Linked DNA regions of Homo sapiens: region 2 is linked to region 1. A link is a contact called in ENCODE Hi-C data. All regions are on one chromosome and are shown on one strand. Each heading gives the region's core, a stretch centred on a gene start or an enhancer-like site at or near the end of the contact. The rest is flanking DNA. Distances are from core to core; before and after follow the strand shown. Region 1 holds the start of BTBD7 (BTB domain containing 7). Region 2 holds the start of SETD3 (SET domain containing 3, actin N3(tau)-histidine methyltransferase).

What was found. Hi-C counts contacts between places; a loop is a spot of excess contacts on that map. Pooled maps may share reads with other maps.
Region 2: a pooled map shows a loop between it and region 1 (15-fold over the local background). The contact joins the promoter of SETD3 here to the promoter of BTBD7 in region 1. A Hi-C loop is called at or near these places in 4 of 50 pooled maps.

The regions. Positions count from the first base shown.
Region 1 is chr14:93,330,566-93,337,055 of GRCh38, forward strand. It overlaps BTBD7 (BTB domain containing 7), which reads right to left and starts at 2,471. Exons shown (of 11, transcript NM_001002860.4): 1 at 2,255-2,471. It also overlaps a transcript of UNC79 not described here.
Region 2 is chr14:99,478,534-99,485,023 of GRCh38, forward strand. It overlaps SETD3 (SET domain containing 3, actin N3(tau)-histidine methyltransferase), which reads right to left and starts at 2,326. Exons shown (of 13, transcript NM_032233.3): 1 at 2,195-2,326. CCNK (cyclin K) reads left to right here and starts at 2,876. Exons shown (of 11, transcript NM_001099402.2): 1 at 2,876-2,946. RefSeq lists enhancers at 1,457-1,958, 2,767-3,136 and silencers at 1,807-2,006, 2,117-2,576.

The sequences.
Region 1 (6,490 bases), core at 1,221-3,720:
TGATCTTTCCAATAAGAACTTGAGGGAAAAGTCTATATGTTAATGGCAAAAACTGCAGTTACTTTTGCACCAACCTAATATTATGTTTCTTTCCTTTCTTCCACATCATTCATCTAATGCAAAACAAAAAGCAGACCTTCAACAGTCACCTATGTAATTTTGGATGTGTGAGCTTCCGTGACTAGAATCTGAAATCAGAATAACTTTGGCATTACTGCACTTCCGAAGGTTTACCTGAGACACACTATAAAAATGCTGTGACTCAAGATGATACCTGGAAACTAGGTAGTGTAACCTAGAAATCAACACAGGTGCTTTAAATCCTAAAATCAGAGTCTGATAGAAAAACCTTGTTTAAATGCTGGTGTTGGGACACAAAACAATACAGTAGTCAGGTTTTGTGGGACAGAATATTGACCTATGAGTTTTACTGAATTCATGCAAGAATGAGCCATGCTAAAACTGGGTGAAAATGTAGTCATGAGCCTAAGAAAACTCCAAACGAAATATCACTCCGTTTTTATTAAGTTCAGGTTAGGAAAAAAAAAAAATCTTCATCAGTTACTTGAAGTAGCTGTCAGAATGAGACAGAGGCTCTCATTTTCGCTTTCAACTTTATTACACCAAAACCCTATGGATAGGGGTAGGTAGTGAATGGTGAAGAATGCAATCAATGAAAAGTAAGCAGCTCAGCAGTGTAGTAACAATGAGCTCTCTAAATGGGGTAATGGGGTGTAGAGGCCTACATCTTAGTTTTGGTCTAATCCATCGCCAGCTGTAGGATCCACAACAAGTCACTCGCCTCTCTGGGTCTGGTTTCCCGGCTCTAAAACAATATTCACACCTTTAGATCTCTAAAAGTTTTTCTGACTCCAAAATTCCATGACAAGTCTAATAACAGTTGCTATTAACAACGTATGATTCTTGCAAAGCAATTTCAAGTCTTTCTTCCACATTTCAGGAAGAAAGCAATTCATTTCAGCAATCTAAAGGAAACAGATGCTATTAGGGACAAAAGATTGTTAGTTGACCAGACCGGGCGCGGTGGCTCACGCCTGCAATCCCAGTAGTTCGGAAGGACGAGGCGGGCGGATCACCAGAGGTCAGGAGCTCGAGACCAGTCTGGCCAACATGGTGAAACCACGTCTCTATTAAAAATACAAAAACTAGCCGGGCGTGGCAGCGGGCGCCTGTAATCCCAGCTACTTGGGAGGCTGAGACAGGAGAATCGCTTGAACCTGAGAGGCGGAGGTTGCAGTGAGTCGAGATCGCACCACTGTTCTCCAGCCTGGGTGACAGAGCGAGACTCCGTCTCCCCCCCCCCAAAAAGGTTGTTAGTTGAAAAAGCTAAGTAATTCTGTAAAAATGTCTACTTTCTCATTACAGTAAGATGTTTTCGCAGAGTTAACAGTGCTCTGGTGTAGATAACCAAGACTGCTTCTGTAAATTAGGCCTACTCCAGAGTACTTATTATCTGTGCTGGTATGTGAAGACGTGCAATTGTAGTTCACAGGAGAAACAACACTCCTCAGAGTTTCTTGAAAAACGGTGAGAAAGTTCTCACCCTCGGGGTAAAGCTAGCAAACACTGTGCAAATAAGGTACTGAAATATGCACACTTTTTGCCATTCAAGTAGTCCAACAAGCACAGCCTCCTCTTCTTTATCAAACACTCGGTATTGTCTCCCTCCCAACCTGTCAAAGCTCAATTCCAGGTTTATCCCGCAATAGTAACTTACCCGGACAATCTAACTTCCCCTGGGAGTAGCAGTCCTCAGGCCTGCTCCCTTCCCAGACCCCGCCGGCCACTCTCACGCCCACCCCTGGCGGTCGCAACCCCGCACCCGGGTAAACACGCGCCCCCGTCTCGGGAGCGGTTTCTCAGCGTCCTGGGAGCGACGGGTCCCGCCCCTCGGCGCCCGGAGCCCAAAGCCGGCCGGGCTGCCGTCGCGACTCCCTCGGGCCGCTCTCCCCGCCCCGAGCGCCACACCTCGCGCCCCTGCCCCAGGGACGGCGGCGCGCTCCAGCCCGCCCCTCGGAGCGCACAGAGACCGGCCAGTCCGGCGCCGCCGCGCCTCAGCCCCAGACGGACGACTGGCCCCTCCCCGCCCGGCGCCCCAGCGCCTCCCGCGGCGGCTTGGCCCCAGCCCCGGCGCCCCCACGCCTAAGAACAGCCCCTTCCTCTCCCGGACGCCCCGCGCCACACCGGACACAGCCTCGGCTCCACAGCCTCAGAGACACCAAGGGACACTCACCCCGGAGGCTCCTCCCGCCGCTGCTGCTGCCGCTGGGACCGCTGCCGTCGCCTCCGCCGCCGCCGCCACCAGCACCGCCGTCCGCACCGGCGCCAGCACCCCCGGCCATCCTCCTCCCACCGCCGCCGCCGCCGCCCTCTCCTCTCCTGTCAGTGGCTCAGGCTCCGGGACTGCTCCAGGTTCCCCTCGCCGCCATTTTGACTCCTAGACGGAGCAGGAGGGGCTCGGTTCGGCGTGGCCCTGGGGCGCCTGCGCGGCGCTGCGGAGCCGGCCGGAGCCCCCGCCCTCCCCTGCCGTCGTCCCGCTCAGGGTCACGTGGCCCGACGTCGCCGCGCGAGTCGGGCCGCGTGGGGGGGCGGTGCGTTCGCTGGATCCATGGGAGCGGAGTGCGCGCGCATTATTTTTGCTCGTCGGCTGGGAGCCGGGCGTCGGGTCGCTGGGAGTTTGCCTCTTGTGGCAGCATCCTGCTTAGTCCAGCGAATTGTGACACATTATTAAATGTATCAGAATATAAGAACTGTGTCACTACTACGTCACCAGATGGCCATTTCCACGAATTCATGTTTCCGTTCGGCGGCCGGCGTCCCTCGGGTGGTCGCATGCAATGAGTGCATCTTTCTCGAGAACAACTCTTCCGCGGAAAGTCATTGCTGACAGTCCTGGCATTCCGGTGGCTGCTTCTTGGCAGTGAGCACTTGTCTATCGTAAGCACTTGTCTGCATGGTACTTTTACAGGCACCACCTTGCTACTTGTGTAGTAGGTTAAAAAATAATCTTTAAGACACTGAAAAGTTTTCCTTAACAAGATACCCCTGTAAACAAAGGACAAAATTGATGAAAACACACAGTCGCCACGTGGGAGAGCCAAGTCGCTCTTCCCTAGATGCCCCTTGTTTGGGGGTTTGCAATAATTTCAGCGATGCAATAACAAAAATACTGTATTTATGGGGCACTGTCGTTTTCCAGAGAGATCCATGGTTTCATTTGAACGCCAAAGCCACCCTTTGTGGTAGTCAGGATAGGTGTTTTTATTGCTGTTTTACAACCAAGGAGACAGGCTCAGAAATACTAACAAGTAGGCAAGCCAAGATCAGAACCCAGGCATTCTGAACCCAGTGAGGAGGCACCGTTACACCTCCTTTTCCTCTGATAGACATTAGCAACTCTGGGAATTTATTTGAAAGTATTGTATTTGCATTTTCAATCTCTACCCATTGTTTAACAAGTTTTGTGTCACACAGTTTTTTGTTGTTGTTGTTCTGAAACCACCTCTAAGCTTCAAAGGATAAGAGCAATTTGGAATTTTGTGATGTGTTTTTAACCATCTCTTGACCCTCCATTATTTTATGCTTTTCATATTCAGTTGGAGACAATATCATTGTTGTTTTCCTCTGGACTTCCTTCAGATTTGTATTTTCCTCACCCTCATTCTTCATCACCTTACTTCCTTGAAAAGGATAGCTCTTTCCAATTTGTATTACTTCATTTTCTTTACCCATCTCACCCTTTTCACCCTCTTACCCAATCCTTGAAGGTTTGGAGATTGTAGCAGAGATTGTAGCAGTCCCTTGCCTGAAATTCCCCTCTAGCTGGTAAGGGTCACTTCAGTTGAACATACAGCCTCAGGGCGATAGACAAGAAATGCATGGAAAAGTGAGAAAATATAAAAGAAATAGGTCCATCTAATTGGAGCCAATGATTACCTCTGAGTGTCCACCTCTTGTTCCACACTTTTATACTTCCCCAAAGGCGTAAGTGAACCTTATCTAAATTCAAGCCATTTACTGTTATTTTCCATCATTTTACCTTTGTCTTAATTTGCTAAATACAGTTAACACTTGAACAACACGGGTTTGAACTGTGCGGATCGATCAATGCAACCTGGTACATGGGATTCTAAACACCGTATTGAGAGGGCCGACTTTTCTTATACTCACATTCCACAGGACGGACAGGCAGACTTGAGTATGCTTGGATTGGGGTATATGTGGTGGGTCCTGGAACCAATCCCACGTATATAGTATATGGGGGATGACTGTATTGCATTAACTGAAAGAGCTATGATTAGCAAACTAAAAAGCGGTGTGTAAACACTGCTTCTTTATAATTTATGGAAATGTTAAATAAGATCAGTCCCCACTGTTTACACTTATTACTAACCTTTATTACTTGACTTTGCTTCTATTTCCTAGCCACAATTTAAAAAACAAAATTAAAATGGTATCAACAACAATAGAATTCTAAGTAATTTCAGGATAACACTTTTTCTAACAGCCTTTGATGTGGAAATCTAAAACTTTTTGAAAAGCCAAGTAAGGTCTGCTGGTTGCACCTTGTCCTTTTGTCTATCTGCACAGCTGGAGACTTCTAGTAGACTGTTTGGATCTAGAAACCATTTGTAAGTGATCCATGATTTTTTTCTACCCTTTAATTCATTCACTGTTTCCTTATTATACCATTTAACTGTACTTTTGAGATCCTGAATTAGCTCAGTTTACACACTCATCAGAATTTAGATGTTTATTTTAGTTCAGTCCGATACACATTTAAAGTATCCAGTACCATGTGCCAAGCACGGTACTACATGCTGGGGGTAAAAAATAAATGGATCTTTGTACTTAAGGAGCTTAGAATCTAAATAAGAAGACAGAGTGAAAAACATTTTTTTAAGGCTAGTGTTAAGATGGTACTAAGTAGTGGTTAACAGCATGCATTCTAGAATCAGATAGATCTGGATGGCCATATGACACAAATAGGTCAACCAGAACCTTTTCTGGAAATTTTTGCCACACTCTCAGAGGAGATGTTTCTTCTTACTCTATTTCTCCGGGATTATGACTCGAAAGGACATGTAAATTGGCTTTGTTTGCCAATGAGGAGAAAGCCATGTGCGGTAGGAAAGGAGGAAGACCATAAACAAAGAAACAAAGTGAGAGAAAGGAAAACCATGACATCATTTGAATACCTGGGCCTACCTGGGCCTGAAACCAACCCATCCCTGGTCTTTTCATTTTTAGAAGCCATTAAGTTGCCCTAACACCTCTTTTTATCTTAAGTTAGTTGGAAATGGGTAAAAACAGTGAACTTCTGTGGCTTTCAACCAAAAGTCCTGAATTTATGTTTTGTTCCTTTCTCCACTCCCTCCATCAGTGAATGGCATCCCATCCACCTGGTCATCTATGTTGAAAATAAGAGTAATCAACATTTCATGGTATATTCCATGGTCTGTCACTCCAGTCTTTTCCTTCCTTTGTACCCCCCTTTTTTACCACACATAACCATCCACTGAAACCCATTCCCACACTCATCTTCCTGGAAATACAGGATGGAAGCTGGGTTTTTGAAATTAAGGAGAAAAGACAAATTTTATCTCCCCCTATTTCTCTGCATGTAACAATCCTGTTTTCATGCATTTTTCTGAATTTCCTGAAGTCTAAAAGGTGAAGAGGATTGAAAACCCCAGAACAGTGATAAGTACCTTGTAGATGCTTAATTAAGAAGTGCTTAATAATTATTCAATTTTCAATTTTTTTTTTTCTTGAGACAGAGTCTTGCTCTGTCACCCAGGCTGGAGTGCAATGACGCAATCTCAGCTCAGTGCAACCTCCGCCTCCTGGGTTCAAGTGATTCTCCTGCCTCAGCCTCCCGAGTAGCTGGGATTACAGGTGCGTGCCACCATGCCTGACTAATTTTTTGTATTTTTAGTAGAGACAGGGTTTCACCATGTTGGCCAGGCTGGTCTCAAACTCCTGACCTCGTGATCCGCCCACCTTGGCCTCCCAAAGTGCTAGGATTACAGGCGTGAGCCACTGCACATGGCCTTAATAATTATTAAATTAACAAATAATACAATTAATAAAGGTTTTAGAAAATAATATTGGAAAATATTCATTGCCTTGGGGAAGAAAAGACAAGCAAGTCACAGAAAACATTAATCATGAAGACAAGATTCATAGATTCAACTGTATTTAAAATATGAACTTAAGTGCATCAAAATGTACTGATATGGTTTGGATGTTTGTCCCCTCCAAATCTCATGTTGAAATGTAATCGCCAGTGTTGGAAGTGGGACCTGGTGGGAGGTGTTTGGATCATGAAGGCAGATCCCTCATGAATGGCTTCACACTATCCCCTTGTGATGGTGGTGGGAGGCAGACAGGTTCCTAGGTGGGAAGGGGTGGGTCCCTGGTGAAACCCCACCTTCAAACCAGAGATGGCCTAAAGCCTGGGGGCCAG
Region 2 (6,490 bases), core at 1,076-3,575, 6.1 Mb after region 1:
ACATTGAAGAAAACTGGTACGCCTCAAACTACACTGACATCTAGTCACAAAGCATTCAGAGTAACCCTGACTTGGAGGTAGGATTTTTGCTCATATTTTTACTACAACTCTACACAGCACAAACTATGCACCTGGTTTTCATTGAATTCAATGATTGTCTACTAAATATTCACTCCAAGCAAGCCTCCGTCGCTGATGGTCATACCTTCCCCGGCGCCGTCATCCTGTCATTCTCCTCCAGGCAGGAGAGTACTGTGTTCCAAGGAGGCTGTTGTGACCGTTTATCAGAACTCTCAAAACCAAAACAGTTGTCCAGTGGTTAAGCTTTAAATAGGAAAAATATCACCTCCATATTTTTCTCATTATCCAGTGGCTTCTAAAGCAAAAGCTTAATTATCATTTAAAATGTGGCCTAAATGTCCACGGCACGGAAGAGCAGCGCAGCAGCCATCACTTTCTTACTGACAGTCACTGTGCTCTTACGAGAAGCTTTCGCTATAACCGTACATACAGACATAAGATGTTCTAATCTTCAAATCCAACACCACTCCAATTCCAGGAAAAAAAAGCACTGAGATGTTAGCACACTGGAGAAGCAACCATTTTACTCCTTCAGACTACAGTTCCATTTCAGATATTAACTTACAATCACTTGGAGGGCAGACAGGAAAGGGGTAGCAGAAGGCTAAAATCCAAGGTTGTCTGGGGTCCCAATAAAGAGGTTCTGTAGCTGTTTGAGAACTTGGCTTTGCAAACTACTTTCTTAGGCCGAAGAAAAACTCCTCGGTAAACTGTTGGAATTTCACCAAAGTATCAATCACGGCAGCCCTTGGGACTAATCCAGTACTGCTGGACTTTCACGCATGGTAGCCCGTATAAACACAGTACATACAGCAAGGTTCAAGCAAGTCTTGGCAAATTTTAACAGTGGAGAGGAAGACTGCTTTATTTTGCTATATTCTTGGGTTAAATGTATTCGCTTAAAATAATAAACACTTCTCCGAGATTATTACTGGTTAGTTCAGTTTTGAAATACTGGCAAGGTCATTTCAAGAAGAAAAACGGGAGAGGGAGAGGTATATTTTACATAAGATAAAATTCACACTTTTCAGTGTCCGGTTCTGAGTTCTGACAAACGCATTTATAGTGGCCTCATCAGCACCACAATCAGGCTACGAAGATGGGGTAACTCTTCGAGGATTCTTAAAAGCAAAATTGATTTGTCAGCATACTTTAAAAGTATTTTTGCTTTTGAAACATCACCTTATTTATTTAGAAAAGCAAAATAACACGGTCCGAGTGGTCCTAACCCGCGAATGCCTTTGCAACACTGAAATGCCCTCCTCCCAACACCGGCCGGGCAGGGGTGAGCCCCGCAGCCAGGGGCGCGCGTCACTGTCAGCTCCTTTTCCCAAGTGGAGACCGGGAAAAGACAAGAGTTGCATCGCCGGGCTGGAGCCACGAGGAGGAAGAGTTAACGCCGGAATGACAAACTCTAAAGCACCGAATTGCCTCTCCCTAGTAGGGCACTGCGCGTGTGGAGCACGGCCAGGGGCGCGTGGGAAGAAAGACGACCTATTTCCTACGTCCGTCTTCCTAACTGGACGGCGCGGGAGGAGGCGGGGGCTGGTCCCCGGGCACCCTGGTGGGCACCGAGAACTCGCAGAGAGGAACATAAAACCGCACAGCCTTCCCCGAGCAGCGGGGTGACGGGAGGAAGGAAGGAAATGGGAGCGCGACCCGGCCGCGCGCAGAGCCGAGCCGACTAGCGCGAGGGGCCCGGGCCCCACCCGAGAGCAGGCGCGAGGGCCGGGGACAGCGGGGCAAGCTCGGGGAGAGCGCTGCCTGCACCTGGCACCACCTCGAGACCGGGTGGCGCGGGGCCCGGGAGCGTGGGCGCCAGAGGGGACAGGGCAGCGGCGAGCGCGCGCCTCTCGCCCCGCAGGGCGCCCGGGCAGAGGCCGACCGGCGCCCTCCGACCCCGCCGGGCCCTCCTCGCCCTGGCCCCCGAGCGCACACCTGCCCCTTCAAGCCCCGGGGCCACAGCGGCCGGCGGGGACCCTGGCGGGGGCGCGGGCCGGACTTCGGCCGAGGGGCGCTGGCCAGGGCGAGGGACGGCCTCGCAGAGCTCGGAGACGCGGCGCGAGTTTCCCCCGCGGGCCGCGCGGGCGCAGAGACCGCCGCCAGCACTCACCTGCCCGCTTCCCCTAGCGCAGCGGGAACGACGTACTCCGGCCCGGACCCCGCCGTCCGCCTCAACCAACCCCCAGGCGGTGGCGGCGGTGGCGGCGGCGGCGGCCGGACGGGAGGGGCGGGACGGCAGCCTGAGACGGCCCCGCGACCGCGGCCCAACGCTTCTCCTCCCGCCCCGGACCCCGCCCCCGGGCCGCAGCCGCCGCCGTTCATTGGCCCACGCTTCGGACGCATGGGCGCGGCCCCGCCCCGCCACCCAGCCGGCGTTCCGTTCGGGGTCCTCCCCAGCCAGTGGGCTGGCAGCTCCCGGGGGCAAGAGCGGCCGGCTCAGCCGCCGCCAACCACGATGTCGCAACTGGCTGCGTTCGCCCCCGCCAGAGCTTTGATTGGACGAATCTCGACCCGGGCCCCGCCTACGCGCCCAAGTTCCGTTAGCAGGTTCGGTTGCTCCAGAATGCCTTTTCGCCCCGAGGGGCGGGACCGACGGGATGGGCCCTGTGGCTGGCTCCTCCCTCTGTAAGCAGCAGCCACTGACCCGCGGGGCGGGCGGGGAGGAGAGCGGCGGCTCGTTCCTCTTTTGAGAGCTCTGCTTTCTTCCCATTGGTTGACAGGCATCCTACTCTCTCCGCCCCTCCGGTCGCTTGGTGGCGTCTCAGGACGCAGCGTGATGACGTAGGTCCCCGACATTCCATATACAAGATGGCCGCAGTCGGCAAGGAGAGACGTCGCTGAGGGGCTTGCCTGAAGCGAGGGGTGAGTGACCCACCGACTGAGGGCAGCGCCGCCCACCTCCCGCGTATCTGGAGGTCGGAGTAGGTTATGGCCAACCGCCGCTATCCACTGGCGGAGTCTCTCTTTCCGGATTCTGCCTCCCTCCGCTAACCTCCGGTACACATTGAACTTTGCGGGCGACGCGGGGTTGTGGGGCGGGCGTGTAGAGAGGGTCTGAGGCGCCGGGGCGGGGCAGGGAGGCCGGACTCACCCTAGAACTGGTAGCGGCCCTCGCACTGGGGGGCAGTCAGAGTTGGGGAACTTTCTAGGGGTTGGGCAAAAGGGGCAGCGGTGTTAACCGCGCACAGTCTCACAGCCACAGACTTCTCATATCTCCCCGATTATTTCGCGGCGTATTAGTCCCAACCTTGGCTAGGCCTGAAACTTTTTGGAGGTTGTTCCATGTCTAGGGTACTCCGACTTTGGAGTTTTGGAGAGCCACGTAACGAGGGTGCGGCTAAGATGAGGAAAAGGCACTTCCGGGATTAGATTTCGTTCTTGCCCAGACATCGTCTTTACGGACCCGCTCCTGGTGGTTGATTTGGTTTGTTATGAGAGAAATTGTTCTTTAGAAAATTGGAGCGTAAGTCTAGAGGTTATGTGACAGCTCCTAAACGATTGTCTGCCCAAGATAGGCTCGGTAATGCTCCCTAAATTTAGACTGCCAGTTAAACGGAGCTTTCGCTAAGTCATCTGAGGTTAGGAACTATTTCTAAGAGCATTTCTTAAGGGTGGTCTTCTGTGTTTTTAAGAGAAACTTGGTGATGTTTGTGTATCTCGATCTAAATCGCTGTTTACAGATACCTAGCACAATGCCTTGCAGTTGTAGGTGCCCGCTAAAGGTTTGTATGAATGATGTTGCTAGAATGAAAGCGAGGAGCTTTCAGCGCCTAGAACACTGCCTGACGTTTAATAAGCCCTCTGTATTGCTGAATGAAAGAATGGATGGATGATGGTAGTGGTAGTAGTATTGATAGACATTTGGATTAAAGTGCCCTTAGGATGCTTACCTGTTAAATAATCTTGACTATGAATATAATAATTATCCAAGATTGTCTTATTCAGAGTGACCACCGCTGGTGTCTTTTAGGGTTTTTTTCCCTCTTTTATCTCATTTCGATTATATTGTGATGCATTATTCAAGCATATTAGTTGATTTCTGGGCAAATCCTGTTTAAATTTGTTCCATTTTGAAAATGTAGTTTGCACTAACAAGCAATAAAAACTATTCGAGTTGTTAATGAGGTTCTTAAATTTTAAATGCTGTTTCTAAAATTGAATGTCATAAAGAAAAATTGGTCATAGCTGTGGCCTATAAAATGGGCTAGTTCATTTCAGGACATTATATTTGAAAGCAGTGACTCTGCTGAGTGTCTGAAAGGGAGGACAGTGTTTTCTGCTTGTTTTCTTTAAAATTGGATAAGGACAAAAAAATCTAGAGGAATTAAATTCAAGGTAATTGAGGAGATTACAGAGTGATCATATTTTTAAGCTCAGGTAAATTGTATACCAGAGTATTTGCAGATGACTTTATAAAATCGTTATTCTTAGATTTTGAAAAATCCTAAAAGTACAGTTAATGATAGAAGACTAGAATCTGGTAAATGTCTGTTTTCACATAGAACCATTCGATGGCTCTTGGCTACTAGGAACCTATTAATAATCTGTTTTAGAATCTTGTTGGAAGAGCCAACAAGTTTATGAGTACTTGGGAAAGGAGAGCTGATTCCCTGAAGCCAGCAGAGCTTCAGTGAGAAAAGGCCAGGTGAGGCCAGAGGTGGTGGCTCACGCTTATAATACCAGTACTGTGGGAGGCCAAAGCTGGAGGATCACACAAGCTCAGGAGTTCAAGACCATCCTGGGCAACATAGTGAGACCTCACCACTACAAAAAAAAAATCAAAAAATTAGCCAGATGTGGAGGTGCATGCCTGTAGTAGCTACTTGGGAGACTGAGGCAGGAGGATCACTTGAGTCTGAGAGATCAAGGCTGCAGTGAGCCGTGATCGGGTGACTGCGCTCCAGCCTGGGCGACAAAGCAAGACCCTGTCTCAAGAAAAAGCCAGGTGACACAAATCATATTTCCTTTTGTTACAGTTTACTAGACTGGTGGTGATTGGGGATTGTTGGACATAAGTTCATTTAAGTTTATTTAGGACATAGTCTTCCAACAAGATTCTAATACTGTGTGTAGACACAAGAGTTAAATGTGCATTGGATAAGGTGTGGTTAGATGGATTTATATCCATGCAAATTACCAAACCCGAAATGTTGATTAATGAGTTGATGTAAGCCTGGGGAGATGTCTTTGGAGATATGCTACAGGACTCTGGTCTTGCCCTTACTCGGATTAACACTTTCTTAATACCAACTTTAAATAGATAAGCAGCGTGATTCTCAAGTTAATAAATGCACTCAAACCATGTAGTGATAATGAGCAAATTAGATGACACTCAGAAATCAAAGATTTCTTAAAGGCTGAAATATAATAATAGGCCAGAACTGGCCAGATATAAATTTACTAGGTGAGATTGTCTCAAAAAAAATAAAAAATAAATAAATTTACTTGGTGTGATTACATTTACAAAACCTGAGTTTTCCTGGCTTGACAAAAGTGGTTCTAGGATGTAACATTCCACTTAAACAGAAGAAAAGCAGTGTCTAGATTGAGGGAAGGCAGTATCTTGGTATAAAGTAAGACTAGTTGTGATGCTGCTTGCTAGCTGTGAATTAGTCAGGTTGTTTCGTGTCTCTGGCTCCATTTTCTCAGTGATAAATTGTGAGGATAAGAAAACTAGCTTGCAGACATGCTGCAACGCAGCAGACACACAATGGACATGTTACTGCATGTTAGTTACCACCCCCCTCCCATGTGCTATGCACATCATATCTGTTTTGATTCCTAATATTTAGGGAGGACTTGAAACACTAAAAAAAAAGAAAAATCATGATGAGAAAAATGGTTAGATTTGTTTACCCTAGAGAAGAGAATGTAAAAATTGCTTTTACCTGTTTGAAAGACAATCAATAGATAAGGGAAATGTATTTTCAAGGCTTAGTTTAAGGACCCTGGTAGAAGTTAAAGAGTCGCTAAAAGGTAGATTTCATTCATGCATTATTTTATGCCATCTGTGTAGCAGATCTAGGGGATGAACAGGACAGATAAAAATCAATATAGGAATACAGGAATTATGTGAACACCAGTTATTGATACCCAGCAATGCCATAGGCTGTTTTGTAAACTAATGAGGTTTCATTGATAAGTGGCCAAATATTACTAAGAGGGGATTTCGATATTGGGTGAGATAATTGAGTGGTGACATTTACTATTGTTTCCATAATTCTAAATGTTGAAAATATATTTAGTCTTTTATGATGTAAAATGATATTTATGAAGCACATTCCTGAAAGGTGCTGCTAAAATGCCTTGACAGGTTGCTTGTTTATGGATTTTCATTTTGCAGAGTTCATAAATCTCAGTCATTTTCAGAGGAATCACAAGCTACTAATGAGAAAACTTACAACTT